Linked DNA regions of Mus musculus: region 1 is linked to region 2. A link is a contact called in ENCODE Hi-C data. All regions are on one chromosome and are shown on one strand. Each heading gives the region's core, a stretch centred on a gene start or an enhancer-like site at or near the end of the contact. The rest is flanking DNA. Distances are from core to core; before and after follow the strand shown.

Region 1 (6,281 bases), core at 2,721-5,220, 2.1 Mb before region 2:
GTGTAAATTTTTTCTATAAACTGATAAAAGTCAGCCATTGTAAATGCCAGGCAATGGAATTCCTCAACTGTATTTGCACATTTTGCTATGAGTCATCACTCCACATGCCACCGATACATAAGAAGAGATATAAAGGTGTCTCTGGAGATAAAGCAGAGTGTGGTTAATATCTTATTTCCAGGTTGCAGAGGTTTAGCATGCTAACACTTGAATTTATATTTCCTAAAAGGGGGAATGTTTTCCATAATTACATTTTGCTTTCTGTCTGTTGAAGGACAAGTGGATATCACTGGAAATCTGGAAATGTGAGCAAATTGCGTAACCTGTCAAGGATGACGTCACAAAGTAAAGGGAATCCCACCAAGGTAAGAAAGATGACATTTGCCAAACAGAAGGGCATGGAATATGTTTTCAGGCTTTCGTAGTCTCCCATGCCCAGGGATCCACTCCTCGTTCTTTAGTGACCTCATTTCAGGCTCCCTGTCCTTGGCTTACTATGAGGCGTTAATTACTCAGATATCCTTTGTCTTTCATACAGAAAGAAATTTATATACATAAAATATTTCAGAAGGTTTTTAAAAATTACTTTGAGGAGAAATTTTGTGTTATGCCTTTCTCTAAATTTCACACACAGCATTTCATTCATTTGCAGATTAAAGGATATAAAATACAATGGCATTGTTCTATATTACCAAGAATACTAATATTATATGATATAACAGATTGTAGGCTTCTGTCCTGACTTCATGTTATTTCTTATTTCCTTAATGTTGCTGTATTCCTCTTGAATAATAATAATTTATACACTCTTGGTCTCATGAATAAAGATGATCAAGGAAATATTTGCATGGCACTTCCGAAGCTACAGGTTTACTTTATCTCTGTTGTGCATTGTAAAATGTTACATTTATGATTGCAGGCAGGGAGGTGTCTTTATATAAGGAAAACTTTTTCTCTGGGCTTCTTTGGTACAGGATTCGTGACTTCGTGAATTTTAACTTGCACAGCATTTTATTTTTATATACCTATCATTAAACTTTCATTGGGTCATTTGGCACCTACAAATATCTTACTCGGCACTTCTGTACTTTTTGGCTTCTGAAAAAGCATTTCATTATACAATGCCATCCCTTTTGTGAGGGAGGCTTCTTTCATTTTGGGGTTAAAAATTTATAAGCCACTTTTAACTGGTCATTATCTTCCCACAGTACTGTCCTGTGTTGCATTTCAGATATTTTACTATAAATATGTTTTTAAAATGTGCTGTGAGCAGTTATAGTAGCTCATACTTGTCTTCCCATCACTCAAGAATTTGAAGCAGGGGGTCTGGCTTGAGCTTGAGGCCAGCCTTGGTTATGGTCTGAGACCCTGAGTCAAAAAGAAAAGAATGAAGCATAACAAAACAAAACTGAAGAGAACAGAAAAACTCCTAGTTTTGATTTCCAAACATATCTTCATGGACCTGTGTGCAATGGCCTTTGAAAAGCCCTGTTTTGAACTTTGAGTGGTTTAAGCCATGTTTTTAAGGAAGTCCTCATCTACCATAGTAAAAGCAAGGTACATCAAATATTTTTAGTAAGAATCAATATAAAACATTTGTAATAAATATTTTTGTATATGAATAGTGTATACATGCAAAATAATAGTTTGGCTAATGAATTTATATAGGGAAATATTTTAAGAATAAATAAAAATCTTTGTTTCCACAAACATCCTAATTACAAAAGAGGGCAAAAGTGGGAAGTGTGGGAGGTAGCTATCATAGAATTAGAGGCTGTGAAAGATGTAGAAGTTTCTGATCCTAGTCTTAGGTACGTGATGCATTTCAATTGATGAATAGGGTTCTCTTGCCCTGCAGAACTTGACCAGTAGGACTGAAATGATAAAAGAATGGTTTACAATGGTTTTTCTTGGCTATACACAGTTTTGACCATGAAATGCAGCAGAAATTAATAGACTTTGAACATGGACTTACTACGTATATACTTCTATTTATTTATGTTCATACCAATTTACAGCACATATGTTATAATATTAATTGTGGAATAAATAGAAGTAGAAATAGGTCTTTCTCTTCTACTTCCCAGTCACTTTGTGAGATGTCGGTATTATATGTGCCTGATGCTCTAGAGATCAGTGGGCCCAGAGGTGTAGAGGGTTACAGAGGCCCAGAGGTAATAGAAGGTTAGAAAAAGACCATAGATCTCATATGAAAGAAATCTGAATTGAAATGGAGATGGGAGAAGTGTAAAGAAAAATATTGCATCAAAATACAGTGAAAAAAGAATTAAGTAAAACATACAGGAGATTTACAGGATGTTTAGCGTAAGAGTAAGCCTGAAGGAAGAAGGAAGGAAAGTCTGTGGTATAAATTTAGGATTTTGTGTTCACTCACCTGTAAAGCTGAGTAAACATATCCCTACAAATTTATATAAGCGAGAGAGTTATGAAGACTTAAACCCAAGTCTGTGTGCAGTGTATGGTAACCCTCAAATTTAATATTTATTCAGTATATTAATCTGACTGTGGACTTCTCTTTGTTGAATTTTTACTGCAGCAGCCACCTCTATCTCTCACAAGATTCAGTTTATAATTGTGGCTTCACAGATGAAGTAATTTCCCATCAGAGAAGTAAACTGATTTGCTCAACGTCAAGCATCAGGTTGTTAGCCTTATTCTAAAATAATCTCCCAGTTTTCATCCAGTGAAGAGAGCCTGGATATAACAAAAGGGCAGGAATGGAGTCAAAGTCTTAGGATGTCATAAAAGCTTAAAGGGAGGGAGAGTTAGAACACATGGACATGCTAATGACATCCAAAGGGCTGTGTTATAACGAAACTTCAGTTCAGAGTCTGAGTTCTCAATGAGGCAATTTTGCTTCCCTGGAGACCTTTGGCAATGTCTGAAGTTTTTTTTTTTTTTTTTTTTTTTTGGTTGTTTTTGTTTTTGTTTTGTTTTGTTTTCCACTTTGACCATTAAGAGAGGTTTTCTACTTGTTCTGATGAAGTTGTATAATAGGGCAGGACCAGGAACAAAGCTGCTTCTGATCTTGCTACAACGCACTGCAGAGCCCCTTGGTGTCAACTGTGCTGATGGTGAGAAGCTCTCTATTGGCTTTATAAATTAAAATTCTCACTCATTTAGTCATTGTTGCACTCTTACACAACTCAACTCCTTTGAATTTCTGCTATGTGTTCATAAGACATTTGTAACATTTAGAGTTCTAAGCAAGGTAAGGGATGCTATACAGGAACCCACTTTGAATTGTTACAATGAATATTTTTGGAAAAGGAAAATATTAAAATATTGATCTGATAATGGCTAACTAATTGAACAATTAGTTTAACAAAAAATATTAAACTAATTGTTCAATTAGTTAGCCATTATCAGTTCAATGCAACAATATATTCCAAGTAGTGAAGACAAGAGCAAGAACACAGGAAGGTTCAATAGACTCAAGGGCAGAGTTAAGTTCTTTTGACTAAGTTGGTGGAGTGTCATCAGTTTATTGGCTGAGGAGTGGGATTGTGAGCAGGTCAGAAATTGAAGATGCAGATGACAGAATATGCCAGAGGTTGGGGCTGACATGTTTGAGAAGGTGGTTCATTAAAGACACCTTCACTGGGGAAGAGAGAATGCATTCCCCCTGGCAAGCAAAACAGAAGAAAATATAAAACAGGTGGAAGTAAACACAAATACTATAGCTTGGATCTGACAGGTGATACAGGCTTTCAACATCCTCACAGAGCAAAGGTGACAGCACTTGCTGTCAAGGGTGAAGCACAGGAAACAGGATGACAGAATTCTTGAGAGCAGAGGTTTGGAGTAGCAGCTATGGGCATCATGGCTGGGGTTGAGCAGCAAAGAATTGAACGGATGGCTGAGAAGGCCTATGTACCCTTGGGGGGGGGGTCATTCAGCATGGGTTTCCAGGAAACCCCCTAGCATTATTTCATCATAATAATAAGCAGAAAGGGAGAGCTGAGAGTCAAAGGAACAACGATCATGCTTGACACTGAGAACATCTGTGTTTGGGATTTTGAAGGCATGGACATTTAGAATGATGTCTAGCTGCAAGATTTGATTACAATGGTGGGGCAGCTAGAGGAACTTAGGGGCTGGAGTATTAGAGGATCTTCAGGGCTGGATGTCAGGTAAGGGGGGGCACTGAGGTATTTAGAGTTATTAATGATAAATGGATAGAGAGAAATACTGAGTAGATTTCTGATATTTAGTGGAGGAGGAACCTCGTGTACATTGACAACATAGAGAGAGCAGAGATCTTCGGTGGATGTGAATTGTTGAATGATGACACTGTAACAGTGCCCTGAGTAAAGAGTGCAGATCCTCCCCACCCCACCGCACTGCAGAGAGTGAAAGGGAGGAAATCAGGAACTAGTTGGCTTGGGAAAGTGGCTGATGGGAGAGTGCCTACTTAGCATGCAGGTAGCTCAGAGCTTCATTCCCAGCATCTCATAAATAGCCTGATGCCACTCATCCCATGTGAAATGGAGCATGTAGATCAGAAGGTCAGGGCAATCCTCAGCTACATAGTGAATTGGAGATCAGCCTGCCAAAAACAAAAGCAAGAACGAAACCCTCAACAAGGAACGAGTTTCTGTCGATTTATTTCGTGAGAAGCTGTGACCATCAAAGTGACCTTCACTTAATGTGAACTTCATGGTGAAACATTTTTAGGAGAGATATCAAGCACAAATAATTAAGTGAATTTTCACATAGGGTTGTATGGAACAGTAAGGGGGTTGCATATACAGATAGTAAGCAGAGATGACAAGTTTTCAGGAGGTGGGTTGAGCATAAATATCACTGAAAAGGTGCCTCCCGAGGGCAATTTGGATACATAAAAGCACTGGTGCCAGGTTGCAGGTATTTGTGATGCCTGCAGACCACAGACTATAGCTTAGTCTAACCCAATTGCTTAGTTGTTATGGATGGCAGAGCCAGTTAAACTGCGCTGGCTTTGGGAAGCTCTTGTTCAATGCCTTCTGGCGCAGCAATAAGTCCATTAAATTCTAGTTTCAGATATTCAGAAGCATGTAAACATGCATGTGAGCATCCGTATCCATCTAGTAATGCTACTTTATCACTCAATTATTTTTTCAAGCATAAAAATCAGATTTAATGACAAAATTCAATTAGACTGAAACTAGGAGTTTGTAGCTTATTCACTCAAATATTTTTTATGTAATTAGGATAATTTGAAGTAAATATGAATACATTTATAAAACAGACAAATATTACTCATAGTAATAAAATAAATTATAAAATTTCCCTAATAATTACTTTATTTCCTGACATAACTACTCTTCGTATGGAGCTCATAGCCAGGCTGATCTCATTGCAATTCAGTTGTATCATTAAGGTAATCATACTGGATAATTCGGTTATAAAAATTGAGGTTAAATTTATCTGTAACTTGTATAACACTGCCAACTTAAAAAAAAAGTGTGATTCATATAGAAGTTGATGATTTCAATTCTATTTTCCTTTCTGCTGTGTTTGGTAGAGAAAACATCTGAGCAGCTACTTCAAAGAATATGAACAATAAGTGCCTCATTGAAGCAAAACCACAGAGAATAATTAGGCCTAAATTTTCAAAGATGACTGCAGTTGGTGCAGCCATAGATATAGAGGCAGCCATTGTTCTCATATCTTCATGTACAAATTGGGCAATTGAGCATGCAAATTGCAAATTGAAAGCTGGGCATGAATCGGCAGTGTCTATGTAAATGCACACCGGCCTCTGTGTTCACTTGTGCACTTTACATTCTGGTTTTAATAAGACCCAGGCGAGAGTGCTCACTTATCAGGTTTCTTCTGCTGCCTACTATGTTAAAATCCAAAGGTTTTAAGGGATTGTTTATATTTAAATACCCAGTATTGGCATTTACTTCCTTGAGTATATTTAACTAATCACATAGACAATTTGGGGATCATAAATAATATGTATGACAAGTAAGGCCACAATGCTTAAATGTAGTTCTCTAAACTGTACAAGTTGGCTTCTGCAGTTATGTGAACAAAATGATTCAGTTGAAATTTAGTGTAGATTCAGTCTGTACAAATACCAGACTCTTGAGTTACAGAAGGAGGAAGGGAGCTCAAAACCTTTACAATATGAATGGTAATATTTTCTTAAAACCAATTCATGCTGACATATACTATTTTTTGTTATACTCAACCTATATAATTGCATTAAAATGGGCTTCTGAAACTTTATATAATAAGAAAAATATTCCTGGCATATTTTGAAAATTTTT
Region 2 (6,462 bases), core at 2,738-5,237:
ACGATAGGAGACAATCATTAATCTGTATTCTTGTGTACTTTCATGAAAGAGACAAAAGATACTACAATTTCAACATATTAGTTTTAATGAATGCTAACCTTATGAAGTTAATTTCGAGTGATTATATTGTTGGAAGCAGCTATTTTTCAACATCATTTCCTTAAGAACATGGAACCCAAAAAGAAAAGTCTATATCTAAGAGAATCTTCCTTGGTGTTTCACAAATTTCTAATTCAAGATTATTATTTTATATGAATAAAAGTGTATTAGAGATAGATTTGAGATATGGAATTCACTCCTATTACCTACTTATAGGGGGTTAATTTGTTTCACACTAACTCCATTTTGTTGCTCTGACTGGATCTCTCTATGTAGCCTTGTGGGTCATGAACTTCAGTTCTTTCTGCTTCCACTTCCTGAATGCTGTGATTTCAGGCGTGTAGCATCACACTTGTTAGGACACCAAGAGATAAGACAATGGAAGCACATATTTTATAGAAGCCAATATAATTTACATTTTTTAATTCTCCCAACACACACACACACAGAGAGAGAGAGAGAGAGAGAGAGAGAGAGAGAGAGAGAGAGAGAGAGACAGAGACAGAGACAGAGACAGAGACAGACAAAGACAGAGAGACAGAGAGACAGAGAGACAGATAGACAGAGACAGACAGAGAGAGACAGATACAGAGTGGAGGGGGGGGGGTCAGAGATGAGATTGTAAGGGAGGTCAACATGGGAGCCTATGTATGTATGATTTTGAAGCTTTTTTTTCCCCCTGAATGGTAGGGTAGGTCTTGCTTAATGGATATTTCCCTAGTGGTCTTTGAATTAAAATGGTGTAATAAATTAAGACACAAGTAGATTAGGTCAGATTATCCATTGACTATGTAAGGGTGCAAAAAAAATAACATGCAAAAGTATAGAAGTAGCCTTTTACATTCTAATAAATTATTTTAATGAACTCTTTTAGAAGATGTTTTATGATAGCGAAATTGATAAAAGTTGGAATTATATATCATCTCCTAAAAAACGAGTGAAGTGTCTTAACTATGTGCCATATGTTAATATTTTTATTATAGTATTATTTAAAATATTCATCAACTTGAGCATTTGTAATAAACACATTCCCCAGCTCACCAATATTTTCAAAGCACTTGTATATGAGGAAATACAGTTCTTAGCAGCCACCAGGAAAATAGCTGTGTTTCATCAGATATGATGGGAAATTGCCCCCATTTGGCATTCTGTAATTTCTGTTGGATATTCATATGTGAAAAAGAATCAATTTCAGTGCTCAAGAGACAGAGGTATAGATATTAGAATTAGTAAACATTAGTCGTTTAATGACATAGAAATGAGAACTGAGCTTTATATAGGCTGTGGAAACTAGAAGAAATTGTATAAGCAAGTCCCAACTGTGAGGTGAAGGCAGCCAAAATCTTTCACAGGCTTTTGTGTGTGTGTGTGTGTGTGTGTTTGTACTTTAAAAATTGATGACATTGAAAAAAACGTGTTCAACAGCATTCTTGTTCTACACTCATGCTACAAGGCCACTTTCAAGAGTCCTGTCATCTGTATATTCTAACACATGCCAGATGAAAGGCCACTTTCAAGTGTCCTGTCATCTGTAAATTCCAACACATGCCAGATGAAAACCTTGAACTTTGCCCCATCATTGATGGGGAAATAAATGTTTAATCATTCATATTTAAATAAATCCCATTTCAGAACATCCATGTCACATTGACTTTTACTTGCTACTACATCATCAATAAAAAGTATCTTTTTTTAAGTGGAGGTTTCTTTTTTCCATAGCATGTGGAAAGTAAGTTTCAGTAAGTAAAGCCATAGCTAAAGCAACAAACATCTTTGGAGTGAACACTACAAAACAAAGACACATGAAAGGTGTTTTAGTCCACACATTTTTTTTTTAAATCTGGCATGAATTTTTTTGTGCTGACAGTGTTCACCTTTAATATCATCAGTTTACTCTATCAATTCACCTTTGCCATGCTCCTTAGAGCCAAGATATATGGGAGTATATTTGGAATCTTTGCATCAAAAGTAAGCATGAAAATCAAATGAAGTAAAAATAGACCCAAAAGTCAAAGAAAGTCAGGTAATATAGAGAGGATGATATGAGGTTCCTTCAGGGTTATATTTCCCCAGCCCTGAAGCGAAAGGCATGTGTGTGATTTCATACTTGCCTACGTGGAATATGGCAACCCCAGGAATTAAGTTGTGCAGCCACTCAACAAGGCTTGAAGCATCTCTTGACTCCTCAGCCTACTACTGCAGTTGGGTTTCTCTTACATCTGACTCTTGAAAATAATAATGATAATAATAATAATAATAAGGATAGTTTGTTGGCAGTATTTCTTGCATAAATTTCTTTGAAACCAAATTGGGAAACCTCATTAGGGGAACTGCTATGACAAATGTCCCTTCCACACCCAAGTTTTCACACAGCAAAGACTCACAAAGAAGGCATTATTGACCTAGAAAACATTGATAAAAGTTTGAATTTTGCCCCATAAAACTGAAACGCTGTATTTAAAAAGAACAAGCTTGATGTCATGGTGCTTTGGTCATGTTCTGGGTCACTGGAGATACTTTATTAATCATCTTAAAGGACACTGAGTATTTTGAAGAACAAACTGAAACATTTTAAGTATGACATTCTAAATCCCCACTTCACAGAATACCAAAGTGGTTACCATTCTGAATCAACTATGTTTGTGTGCCTATGTGTTACATAAAACTGAACAGGGCCATCTTTCTGGGCCTGACCAATTCTATTCTCTCCTTTATAATGATAATAATATGGGCCCTAGACTGTGATTAAATATGCCTATACAGCAGACAAATGAACAAAACCTCATAAAAGAAGGGGCAACGTATCTCCATGCCCCTCTCATAAAGATTGTCATGAACAATTTAAAAGCCCTGTGTCTTTTCAAGAGATAAGCTGGAGTTCCTTGAAAAACTTCTGAAAATATGGTCCAGTTGATGTGTTATGCTTACAATGATAATACATACATAATTTCACTTGTCTTGGGCAATTCGATGTTTTCACATCTAAAAGGAATAGTGAGAGTCACAGAGATGTCTCCCACGGAACTCCCCCTATCTCTCATGTTTGGGAGTTCGTGGGAATGCCACCCTTTCTCCAAGACAGTTGGCTAATGAACAGGATCTATTAAAAAGAACTGCGTTGGTTTGCCCTGCAGATTGGATGGAGGAACATTGAGCAACTGCATTAACAAGACTGCAGTGGAGGCAGTCAGTGGTCCCCTGGATCATGGAGCACTTTCATGAGTGCAAGCATCTTCCTAATGTCCTCATCTCATTTGTCACCAATTGGTATCTGACTCCTCTCCCTCAAATCTCCACCCCCTTCCAACCATGCTACAGTCTCATCACCACCCCCCTCAAACCCCCACGTTAGCAAGTAAAAAGAGATGAGGAAATGTTAGTACTTTCAGTTTGTCACCTATGTTGGCGGTTTCTACAAACCACTTGGAATGGCTCCTGGTAAGCATTCAGTGATGTTGCCCCCGATACAGTTCACATGCTCTTAATTTGATCATCTCCCCCCACCCCATCCCCTTTAGTTTGAGCTGTAATTTTCCAAACAGCCATCTCTCATTTGCAAAAGTTAGAAATCAATCCACCGATACAGAATGCTGACTTCCTGACAGGATCTCTCTTAGTGGAGCTGGCAAATTGTGACCAATAAATAGAAAACGGAGAGGGTGGGAGGGAGGGAGGGAGGGAGAGAGAGAGAGAGAGAGAGAGAGAGAGAGAGAGAGAGAGAGAGAGAGAGAGAGAGAGAGAAGAGGAGAGAGGAGAGAGAGAGGAGAGAGAGAGGAGAGAAGAGAGGAGAGAGAGGAGAGAGAGAGAGAGAGAGAGAGAGAGAGAGAGAGAGAGAGAGAGAGAGAGAGAGAGAGAGAGAGAGAGAGAATCACTTGCTTCCTAAGCAGGGATTTGCCTGCGATGCGCGGCGAGAGGACTGCGGCGGCTGATTTACACAGTTGGCGCGGAGGAGGGGCCGGGGGTGCGGGGGGACAAGCTGGCGGAGGCTCCAGCGATGGGCTGATCTGGGGGCTCCGGAGCGCCGCTCCCTCGGTGCGCGATTTGGGGGCGGCTGGTGGCTTTGCATTCGGGTTCCAGCCCTGCGTTTTCTGTATTGCCTTCTAGTCCCTGACCTGGCGCTCCCAGTTTAGAGGCAGACGTTCGGTAAGTAACGTGTAATCTGATTTTAGTTATTTCCTAGGCCATCAAAGCGGTACTTTTAAAGCAGGTCAGTCTTTAAAAGATGCGGTCGCCGCCACTGTCGCCGCCGCCGGGAGCGTCTCCTTGGCCTGGAACGCTCGCCCCCCTCCTCTGCCCACCGCTCCCTGTCCTCTGGCTGAAGAAGTGAAGGCGCTCCAATGGTGGGCTGTCAGGGGATTCACAACCCGCCAACGGGATCACATCGCCTTCGTGTTCTGCCTGAGATTTCCCAACGCCAAGTGCAATGTGGTGTGTACAGCCATACTGTTGTATCTGTGTCCTCACCCCCACCCCCCACCCCCCACCCCGCCACCTGACCAATGCTGGGATCTGAGATCTAGTCGCCCCCTTCCTGCCTTCTTTCTGTCTCTCCCCACCCTGTCTTCTCTCATCTCCATGCCACCCACCCCCACTCCCACCCATCCAAAGGGCAAAGAGCAAAGACACTCGGGAAAGCCAAGGGCTAGCTCTATCTCCTCGAGTAGACCGAGGCCGCAGGCAGGGATTGCGCTGTGAGAGAGACAAGCTTTCAGCGAGATACAGATAAAGAGAAATGCAGAAAGGGACCCGGGCTCTCGGGAACCGGGGCGCTTGCCACTGAAGGAAGAGCATCAAGATCTTTGATCAGGCCATCCAGGTCCTGGGACACTTGCACAGCCTGCCTGCCATCCGGAGCAAGCACAGAGAGCAGTGGTCCTGAGCCCACGGTCGCCAGCTTCACCGCGCTAGGTGCGCGCTCGGCTCTCCCATCGCTATGCAGCGACCATTTCCCTCTAAGTCTAAAGGTGGACCACTCTGAAAGGATTACAAGCGTGATTTGGTAGCCTTTCTGAAAGTTGGTGGCTGGAAGAGGGGAAGATACTGGGCGACAGAATGACGGATACAATGCAGCCTCGCGGAGAGTTTGCCCCTCCCGCTGAGAAGCCCCTTGGAGCGAACCTCGGAGATCCTGAGCGCTCTGCACCATAGGTACTCATCGACATCCGTTCCTACTTTGCCTGATTGCAATCAGTGTATGTCTTATGTAGGATATGTACTGTAGAACGCATTGACTTTGGCTGCTGGATCTTCTATACACTCACAGGTGCTAGGATTTTTTAAAAATTATATATATATATATATATATATATATATATATATATAATTTTAAGAATTGGATTCAATAGATGTAAGGACGTTGATGAAAGAAGGGCTTCTGGAGACTAATATAACCTCAAACCTGTTTTTCAGGGGAAAGAAATCTTAACTCTAACATATAGGCCAGGTGGCCAAGAGGAAAACCCCTCCCCCCGTGGAGCGCTGGGTTGTATTTTAAGAGACAGAAGGAAAACGGGGATGGATATATATATATATATATATATATATATATATATAATTTTTTTCTAAAGAGACTCCTTGTATGCCTTGCCTGTCAGTAGCGGAGTAAAAAAAGATTCTATAGAAGGCTCATAGCTCTTCAGAAAATGAATGATGCAGCATTTTAATTATTTGTTCCAGGGAGATCGTTTCGCTTCCATATTGGAATATTTAATCTTAGATCTGGAATGAAGGGGAGTACTGAAGAGGGGGGGTAGGAAAGGGGCTTGCTGTGTAGAAAGAGCTTCTTGTCCTTCTCTGGACAAATCAATGGTGCCGGCGCTCCCAGCAGGACACAGAAGAAACCAGCCAGAGGGCCCAGCATCCCCTAACTTTCAGAGCCCTTCCCACCCTTTAAACATGCTATGCTAAAATAAAGGCAAGAGAACTCATGAAAGGCCTTTAGAACATGGCCAAAGTCCAGCACTAAGGACTGTGGTTCCAGAGACTACTGGGACGTGGTTGCAGAGGCCATTTACTGTGACTGTGAAGCCCAGGACAGCCTCCTGATTACCTATTCATTCCATTAGAGCCTGGGTTCCCACAGGATCCCTGAAGCAGCTGCTGCCTTTGCAGACTGGGTGACCAAGGAGATGGGTTCAGGGTACTGGAGAGGGAGGTAAAACTGGTCCGTCCCGAGCAGTTTTCAGTGTACACTGAGGGTTTTCAATGTAAGCTTGTTTCCTGGTGGAGACCTCTCTGAGAAAAGGGTGGGTCTGGGATGTGAAGGGTACAGAATGTTAAGAGACTCTTACAGCCTGCTGCTTACTGAGTTCCATTGCTATTTCCAATCTTAGTTACTGTGGGGTAATGGACAGATGCATGGAT

What was found. Hi-C counts contacts between places; a loop is a spot of excess contacts on that map.
Region 1: a map of Patski shows a loop between it and region 2 (5-fold over the local background). The contact joins the promoter of Zbbx here to the promoter of Slitrk3 in region 2. A Hi-C loop is called at or near these places in 10 of 37 maps with a recorded cell type or tissue (Patski, T-helper 2 cell, adrenal gland and 3 more).

Annotation. Positions count from the first base shown.
Region 1 is chr3:75,141,461-75,147,741 of GRCm38, reverse strand. It overlaps Zbbx (zinc finger, B-box domain containing), which reads left to right and starts at 3,970. Exons shown (of 17, transcript NM_001310529.1): 1 at 3,970-4,154.
Region 2 is chr3:73,055,328-73,061,789 of GRCm38, reverse strand. Slitrk3 (SLIT and NTRK-like family, member 3) reads left to right here and starts at 3,987. Exons shown (of 2, transcript NM_001357851.1): 1 at 3,987-4,242.